2 separate regions of the Homo sapiens genome follow, and region 1 is linked to region 2. Evidence: chromatin contacts called from ENCODE Hi-C or POLR2A ChIA-PET data. All regions are on one chromosome and are shown on one strand. The core of a region is the stretch at or near the end of the contact, and the rest is flanking DNA. Distances in the headings are between cores, read along the strand shown. Region 1 has its middle 89 kb from the start of CXCR4. Region 2 has its middle 210 kb from the start of CXCR4.

What was found. Hi-C counts contacts between places; a loop is a spot of excess contacts on that map. ChIA-PET counts read pairs that join two places held with the same protein, here RNA polymerase II (POLR2A). Pooled maps may share reads with other maps.
Region 1: a map of OCI-LY7 shows a loop between it and region 2 (5-fold over the local background). The contact joins two enhancer-like sites. A Hi-C loop is called at or near these places in 4 of 168 maps with a recorded cell type or tissue (CD14-positive monocyte, GM12878 and OCI-LY7), 31 of 37 single-sample maps with no recorded cell type and 17 of 50 pooled maps. POLR2A ChIA-PET finds 5 or more read pairs at or near these places in 9 of 52 experiments (B cell, CD4-positive, alpha-beta T cell, CD4-positive, alpha-beta memory T cell and 6 more).

What each region holds. Positions count from the first base shown.
Region 1 is chr2:136,205,079-136,209,056 of GRCh38, reverse strand. No RefSeq gene overlaps it. Among named protein-coding and RNA genes, the nearest start is that of CXCR4, 89 kb to the right of the region's middle. Within about 2 kb of position 1,741, at least 7 of the 41 ENCODE cell types and tissues checked have a DNase peak (open chromatin) inside an H3K27ac peak, as active enhancers do; they include B cell, CD14-positive monocyte and OCI-LY7, where a contact is called at or near this core.
Region 2 is chr2:136,325,819-136,329,733 of GRCh38, reverse strand. It overlaps the pseudogene UBBP1. Among named protein-coding and RNA genes, the nearest start is that of CXCR4, 210 kb to the right of the region's middle. RefSeq lists an enhancer at 2,287-2,416. Within about 2 kb of position 2,198, at least 9 of the 41 ENCODE cell types and tissues checked have a DNase peak (open chromatin) inside an H3K27ac peak, as active enhancers do; they include B cell, CD14-positive monocyte and OCI-LY7, where a contact is called at or near this core.

The DNA.
Region 1 (3,978 bases), core at 492-2,991, 120 kb after region 2:
AGGAGGGTCCAGGGAGAAATTAGCCTCAGAATTATAGTCTGAGCACCTTGGCTTTCCCTAAAATGAATGCTTCAGAAATGCCCAGTAGGCAGATCATTAAAACCTTCTTAAGCATTGTTACGGGAAGGCCTCTGAGAGCCACAAATCTTGCCATAGAGGTACACTATTTATCCAGTCAGCATTTCCATAGCGAGCTGATGGCTGGTGAAGGATTTAACAAGGTGGCCCTCCAAGTCCCTTCACTTTACAAAGTGCCTTTTACAGGTGGGTAGGCTGACCTTGAGCAGGTTCATGTCTTTTCTCTGAACCTGTTTCCTCATCTGTGAAACAAAAGGATTTGATCAAAGCCTACAAGCCTGAGTTGTAAGGAGATGGTTTTAAGTACCCTGTTCCCTCTGTCTATTCCAAAGAGCCTGGATTCCACTCTGGAATGAAATGGTGGTTCTGCCTTGGGAAAACTGGCCCAAACTCAAATAGACTAACTGGTGACAGAAAGGCCATTTAGCCTGAATATTTAATTAGACATTGGGAGTAGACATCTCTCCGGTGTCTGCTGAGCTCGCCACAACCCCCTTTTCTTCCCAACACAGTTCACATGGTTGGGCTTCCAATAGCCCTTCTGGTGGTTAGACCAACTATGGACACCTGACCCACGGACAGCCAATCAGATTGCCTCCCTCAGGAACTGGGGTTGGCAGGTCAATTTCCCCCTAAAACTGAAATCCTAATGTGTTTGTGGGCTGCTCTGGGTTAAAATGGAAAATGCATACTCACTTTCCATTCATTCTTTCTAGTCTTTGAACTTTAAAATGTGAGGTGTTCATTCTCACAGAACCTCAATTGCCTACGTGTATCTGCCCAACAGAACTTACCATTTCTCCTCAAGGTAGGAATGGGGGTGAAAAAATACCAGTTGTGTAACCCCCATTTGGTACCAGAAGAGCTTCCTTGCTGGTTTTCCTGGCTTGGAGGCATGGTGTGGGAGCTTAGGCACATAGACCAGCCTAGAAGGTGAGCTTGAAGATAGCATTAAAGGTAACCACCTGAACTGATGATTCAGAGCTAGAAAGCCCGTACCATTTAATTAGCTCCCTTTGCACTGGCCTCAGTGGCATCTGAATAACATGATCTTGGCACTTACTGCAAGTTGTGAGGCTAATGAGGCTTATCTCTACAGCACTTATATGGACTTTGAAGGCCAGGGCAGTGCAGTGAGGAACAGAGGGGAGTTGTGGAAAGATTATGTAACAGGGCCTCTGGGCTATAAGGCTGCATGGTCAGCCCTATGGACCAAAGAAGAGACTGTTGATCTGCTGATAGGGTGATGACACCCCAGCTTTGCTTTTTATTAGCTGTTCTATTACCGGCAACCACAGCATCCATAGTTAAAATCTAATCTGAATGCTCCTTGAGAATCCTTGGGCGCAGAGGTTCAGAAGAGAGGCTGACAAGCCTTGTGTCTTGTGAACTACTCTGTCCCCACAGCAATGCCCAGACATCTGCGCCACAGCCTGCTCTGACTTCCCTTTTTCTGTGCTTCAAGCAGCCTTTTCCATTCTTTGCACTAAACAAAGTTTGCTATCACTCGCCTCCCTCGATGGTTTCAGGAGGAGAGCTGTTGGTATGTGTGCTCACTTGTGACCTGGTGCTCAAAGCAGTGAACTAGAGAAACAGCCTGGTGGGTGGAGTGTCTAAAAGGAAATCGGGACTCAAGATAAGGAGGAGCAGCCCACTGATGAGCTAGGTGCCCTTGGGCAAGTCCCTTAACTTCTCTGACTTTCTCTTAACTCCTCTGTAAAACAAGCAGAGAGGATAAGGTGATTTTCAAGACCCTATGACTACATGGTGTGATTTCCCTTGCTCCTTCCTCCTGCAATGCCTCCTGTGTCCTGAACAGTTCCTGTGAAAATTACTTCTAGGAAAGGTATTTGCCCCTCCAAAGCCTTTTCCAGATGCTGCTTGCCTGAAAGGGAGCAAGCTCTGATTGGGATTCACCCCACACTTTTTTCCTCTAACACCAGAAATGCTCATTTGTATTGATGACTTGAAGACTGGAAGCCTGTGTTGCTCTGGCGATAGACAGTTGAGTTTATTGGAAGTGAACACCAGGCTTTCAATTCACATCAGTCTGGGTCCTCGGATTTGCATGATTGCACATTCAGAGACAGGCACCTGCACTCGGGGCATCCTTGGCTGCCCACACGTTCCACTGAGCCAACCCCAGCTGCTACAAGCTGCCTGTTTAAACAAGGCCTGCTGGGAGTTGAGCAGGGCTGCTGAGGTGAAACAGTGTGTTAGTGGTTGAGGCTGTTCGCACAGAAGAGTCCCCTCTGTTGACCAAGCCTTTCTGGTAGCTCCTGGGACAGCTGCAAAGGGTGTGCGACCCTAAGGAGCCTCCTCCCTCGTGGGCTGGAGCATCTGCTAAGGCCTGTTCTTCATTCCTACTCAGCATCAGAGTGAGTCCTACCATGCTCAGCTCCTCCACTAGGGAAACCTCCCTGGACCTCAGTCCAAATTCAGAACCTCCTTCATGAAGATTTCATAGTAGCAGACAATCCATAGTTAATGTCAGGGTTTAAGTCCCAACGTTACATTGACTAGCTGTGTAACCCAACGGCTTTTGGAGCCTGTTTCCTCAATTGTAAATGAGGATAATAATATTGCCTACATGGTTGGGCTGCTGAGGATTAAATTAATTAATACATGTTAAACACTTAGAACAGGCCTGGGATGTGGAAAATGCTCACGAAATCTTAGTCATTATTTTGTCATTAATTTGGTTGAGAGAGGTCAGATGTAGAAAGCACCTGGAAAAAGACAATTTAAGTTCATCGTTGAAACGCAGTAATCTTATTTAAGTATCAAAATGTTCCTTGTAAGCAAGATGGAATTGTTTAACTGTGACACTGGGTACTATAAACTGCAAAGTAATCTCTCATGAAATTTTAGAGTTTGAAGATTAAAATGCACTACTTAGAATGCAGTCTGGGGAAAGGGTAGAAGAATGGGAAGAAGGTCTTCTCCTTTAACCAGGTCTGGTAGACCACCCCTCAAGCTTTCTAGTCTCCCTCCCCATGGAATGACTTGCCCCCTTGCTCAGCTCCAAGCAAGAAAACTGAAGAACCGGGAAGTGAAATGATTTTTTGCTGATCTGCGATTCAAGACCAGGTTCATCTGGATCAAAAATCCTTTGCTGATTCTGCCTCTCCATCCAGTCAAGCACTGTGCCAGGCAGACACTCTGGAGGAAACACAGATGTATGACACAGCCCCAAACCCAAGTGTCAGCACTCTGACAGGAGTGCCTAATATTACACAGAAGTTCCGGAATACAGTTGAGAAAACCTCTCAGCAATTGAGAGAGAAAGAGAAAATTAGATGATCAAAGCAAGAGATCCAATATCCAACAAACAGGAATTCTAGCAAAAAAGAGAGAGAATGAAAGAGAGGAAACCATTAAAGAAATTGAATAAAGTTCCTCAGACCTGAAGGACATGAGCTTCCTGAATGAAAAGGATCTGCTAAGGATATAGAACTGTAAGTGGCAGGGAATCCGTCATCATGAAATTGTATATAATCAGGGATGAAGAGAAGATTCTAAAGGCTTCCAGAGAAGGAAAATAAGATAAAAAGGATGAGGCCAGGATGGCACCAGAGTTCTCACCAGCAACACTGGAAACTCGAAGAAAATGGAGCAACACTCCCAAAGTTCTGAGTGAAAACTATTCCCCAGCTAGATTTTAATATCAAGACAAAGTCAATTGAGTGTGAAAGTTTAAAAAGTCATTTTCCAAAAAAAAAGTGAAGTTTTCAAAACATTTACTTCCCATGTACCCTTTTTCAGGAAGTAGTAGATGTGTTCCATCAAAATAAGGGAGTAACCCAGTGGTGTGCTGTAGCTGGCTCAGGCCAGCACCCAAGATTATCTCTTTTCAACTCTGAGTTTAGTGACATCACATTGGTCACTTAAAACCAGCCA
Region 2 (3,915 bases), core at 949-3,448:
ATCCAGAAAGAGTAGACCCTGCACCTGGTCCTGTGTCTGAGAGGTGGTATGCAGATCTTCGTGAAGACCCTGACTGGCAAGACCATCACCCTGGAAGTGGAGCCCAGTGACACCATGGAAAATGTGAAGGCCAAGATCCAGGATAAAGAAGGCACCCCCCCACCCCCAGCCCCGACCAGCAGAGGCTCATCTTTGCAGGCAAGCAGCTGGAAGATGGCCGCACTCTTTCTGACTACAACATCCAGAAAGAGTCAACCCTGCACCTGGTCCTGCACCTGAGGGGTGGCTGTTAATTCTCCAGTCTTGCATTCGCAGTGCCCAGTGATGGCATTACTCTGCCGTATAGCCATTTGCCCCAACTTAAGTTTAGAAATTACAAGTTTCAGTAATAGCTGAACCTGTTCAAAATGCTAATAAAGGTTTTGTTGCATGGTTAAAAAAGAAAAGGAAAGAAACAGCTCAGTGTTGCAGGAAAGGCCTGGATCATTATTTCAAAAACTCCATTTCTCAGACTGCTTGTCCTTGAATAAACAATATCTCAATAAAATAATGTAAGGAGAAATTGTATACTATGGCCCCATCTTGGAGCTCCATAATGCACTCCAGTTTACGAAAGGCTCTGAGAGGAGCTACACCAGAGAAACCTGCTGAACCAAACACTTCCCAAATGGGTGGGACCAGTGGATTTCCCTGCCCCACTTTTTAAAAATTTCCCCCGTAAAACACCAATGAATACCTTATAGGACATGAGCCCTCCTCTGAATACACGTTGAAGAAAGCTGACCTTGGTCAATCGCCCTGATCAAAGGTAACACCTAAAAGCGTTATATATATTCTCTCTCTCTCTTTCCTTCTTCACCTTCTCCCTCTTTCTTTTATTCAATCTCCCTCCCTCCTTTCTTCCTCTGTCTTTCCTGTCTTTTCTTCATCTGGAAATTTTCTTTCATTTCTCTCTTCTTCTCCCTCACCTTCTCGAGCAATGTGCTAAGACTGCAATGCACTGGGACTTCCAGGGGTCACCTGGAAACTCCTTGGGCCTAAGAGCCAAGGTTCCACCATAGCTGCAGCTGAACTGGTTTGCCCTCATCCCAGGAGCCATCCAGAGATTCCTATCTCAGCAATTTGCAAATGGTACTAAGGCCTCTGCACTGTTCTCAACAATGGCCCAATTAACTGCCAGTTGCATTTCAACAGCCGGAAGGTTAATTGGCTCACATGACAAGGATGGAGAGTAACCTGCACCCCATTAAATTGGTGTGCTCTCAGTACCATTCCACTGCGCTTTCTGCCCGTTTTCACATGTTCACGAAGCGTCCAAGAGACAAGTAAAAGACCCAGGCTTAAAGAAGAGGAATGGCTTCTCATTAGCGGTCCCATCTAGAAGCCTGCATTTTCTCCCTGTTCTCTGCCTCCCTCCCAGAGGCAAACGCAGGAAGTCATCACACCATTTCTGTGTGATGCTCTGCACTTTTGTCATTTAATGGATTCACATTGTTCTAATTTTTTGGTGTCTGGTCATCTGTGGAAATACTTGCTTTTTATTTCTGAAAAGCTTTGGCTGAGAGGTTTTTTGGTTTGTTCTTTTATAACACACACACACATTTATAGTCTCTAAGACTTCTCAGATAATTACTAGACCGCCGACTCTAACACACTGTTTCATCATATTCAAACTGACTGCCCGGATAGAAATCCATATTCTCTCTCTTATTAAGAACCGATTTCCCTTGAGTAATATCTGCCCTGCTATTTTACTCTAGGTAATATTGATCTTCCCACTCTCCTCCAAAGCGCCTTGCAGAGTGCCAATAATGTTGTAAAAGAAACCTTTTATTAATGAACTCCCCACAGCTTAATTTTGTTTAGATAAGTTAAAAAAAAAAAAAGACAGGAGAAAGGGTGCAACAGTTGACAAACTTTTATTTGCACCAAAAGTCTGGCCACCTGTGGAGTAGTTTATAGGGAGTCGGGGGTGTGGAGTGAGTGGGTGGCACTACTATAAACAAAGCTTCAACCAGCTGCCTGAGAGCTCTGAGTCACACAGAGCAAGCAGGATGTCCCACTAAGATACAGATTGTTTGATTACACCCAGAGACAACAGCACCAAGCCCAGCAGGGACTGACACATCAGGGCCAATCTCTTCACTCACTGTCCCAGCGATGCAGAGGGGCCCCCACCAAGAAAACCCAGGAAGCATTGAGAGTGGCTGTGGGCTGACGCGTCCTGTATGTTTGACGTAAACAGGAGTGTATTTTTTCCCAAGATCAGCCTCTATACAAAGAGATTAAATCAGTCCTATACAGAGGAACTGGTTTTCTCATGCCGACCCATGTTTGCGAATGCTGTCGAAAGTTCTTCAGAATGAAGCTAATCAAAGTGAAAGTGATGACAGGACAGATCGTATTCGAAATCCCAGTGACCTGACCACAGGAGGAGCCCCACCACCGAAACCCTGCAAGGAGGTCAGCAGCAAGACCAGGGCAGGTGCCTGGCAGAGGCCTCCGCATCTGCTGCAACCTGGGCCCTCCCAGCCTCAGCAAAAGGGACTTTGTGGCCACAGCTGCAGTTTATTTCACATTCTATAATGATAGCAACTAGGCAGAAGTGACTGTGGACTGAGCAGAACCATCTTCAAATTTGTTTTTATCCTGGCATAACAGATTTAAGTTAACCAGCTATTGATTAAGTAGAGAACATAAGATAGTTAAACCCACTCTGTGTTCTCCCTCAATATCTACCCCTTTAGTCTGTTATTATGCCAGAAATTCTCTCAACTGGGAACAATGTAATGTTATGATTTTTAAAGCCAATAACACTCTGGTTTACATTAGTTTACCTGAATGTTTGGTTGGATGGATGGATGGATAGATGGATGGGAGGATGGATGGATGTGTCAACCTATAATAAAATATTATAAAATAATCTAAAGAGTCAGAACCACCCATTTGTGAAAAACAAAATTTAAAAGCTGTTGGAATCCAAACTTTCTCTGTTTTTTGTTTGTTTGTTTGTTTGTTTGTTTGTTTGTTTTTGAGAAGGAGTTTCGCTCTTGTCACCCAGGATGGAGTGCAATGGCTTGATCTCGGCTCACTGCAACCTCCGCTTCCCAGGTTCAGGTGATTCTCCTGCCTCAGCCTCCCGAGTAGCTGGGATCATAGGCACCTGCCACCACGCCTGGCTAATTTTTTGTATTTTTAGTAGAAACGGAGATTCGCTATGTTGGTCAGGCTGACCTCAGGTGATCCACCTGCCTGAGCCTCCCAAAATGCTGGGATTACAGGCTTGAGCCACCATGCCCAGCCGGAACCCCAACTTTCAAAGAGTTTATTCAAGTGCAGTTTGAGGATGGCCTACCCGGAAACACCAATTCCAAAGAAATGGAGTCAGAGTTTAAAATACAGAAGTTAAGGTTTCATTTATATAGACAGAGACAGAGGAGTTTTTAGCAGGATTACAGCATTTTTCATAAAGTTGTCACATAGTTACAGCAACTTGATTGGTTATAGGCAGTTTCTTTTTGTAAAGGGTGCATTTGTCACCTTTTACAGAGGGTGTAATAGTCATGGGCTGTCTGTCATCTGGTCTAAGCAAAGCAACACAACACAGGGGAAGTTAGTCTGTAACAATGGTCATTAATTTAGAAGGCAGGAGGTTTTTGTCCTTGAGGTCATTTAATTGCCTCTAGCCATGATAGAGAACAAGAAAAATAAGAAAAATAGTTAATCTATAATCTGAGAAACAAAAATAGCAACTCTATGTGACTCAAATCACACTCACATCTCTCAAAGTGTTTTTTGGGTTCCAACAGCTTTTAAATTTTATTTCTCACAAATGGACGGTTGGATGGGTAGATGACAGGATAGATGGGTGGATAGAGGAATGAAGAATGAGAGAAGAGAAGGTAGGCTTAGACT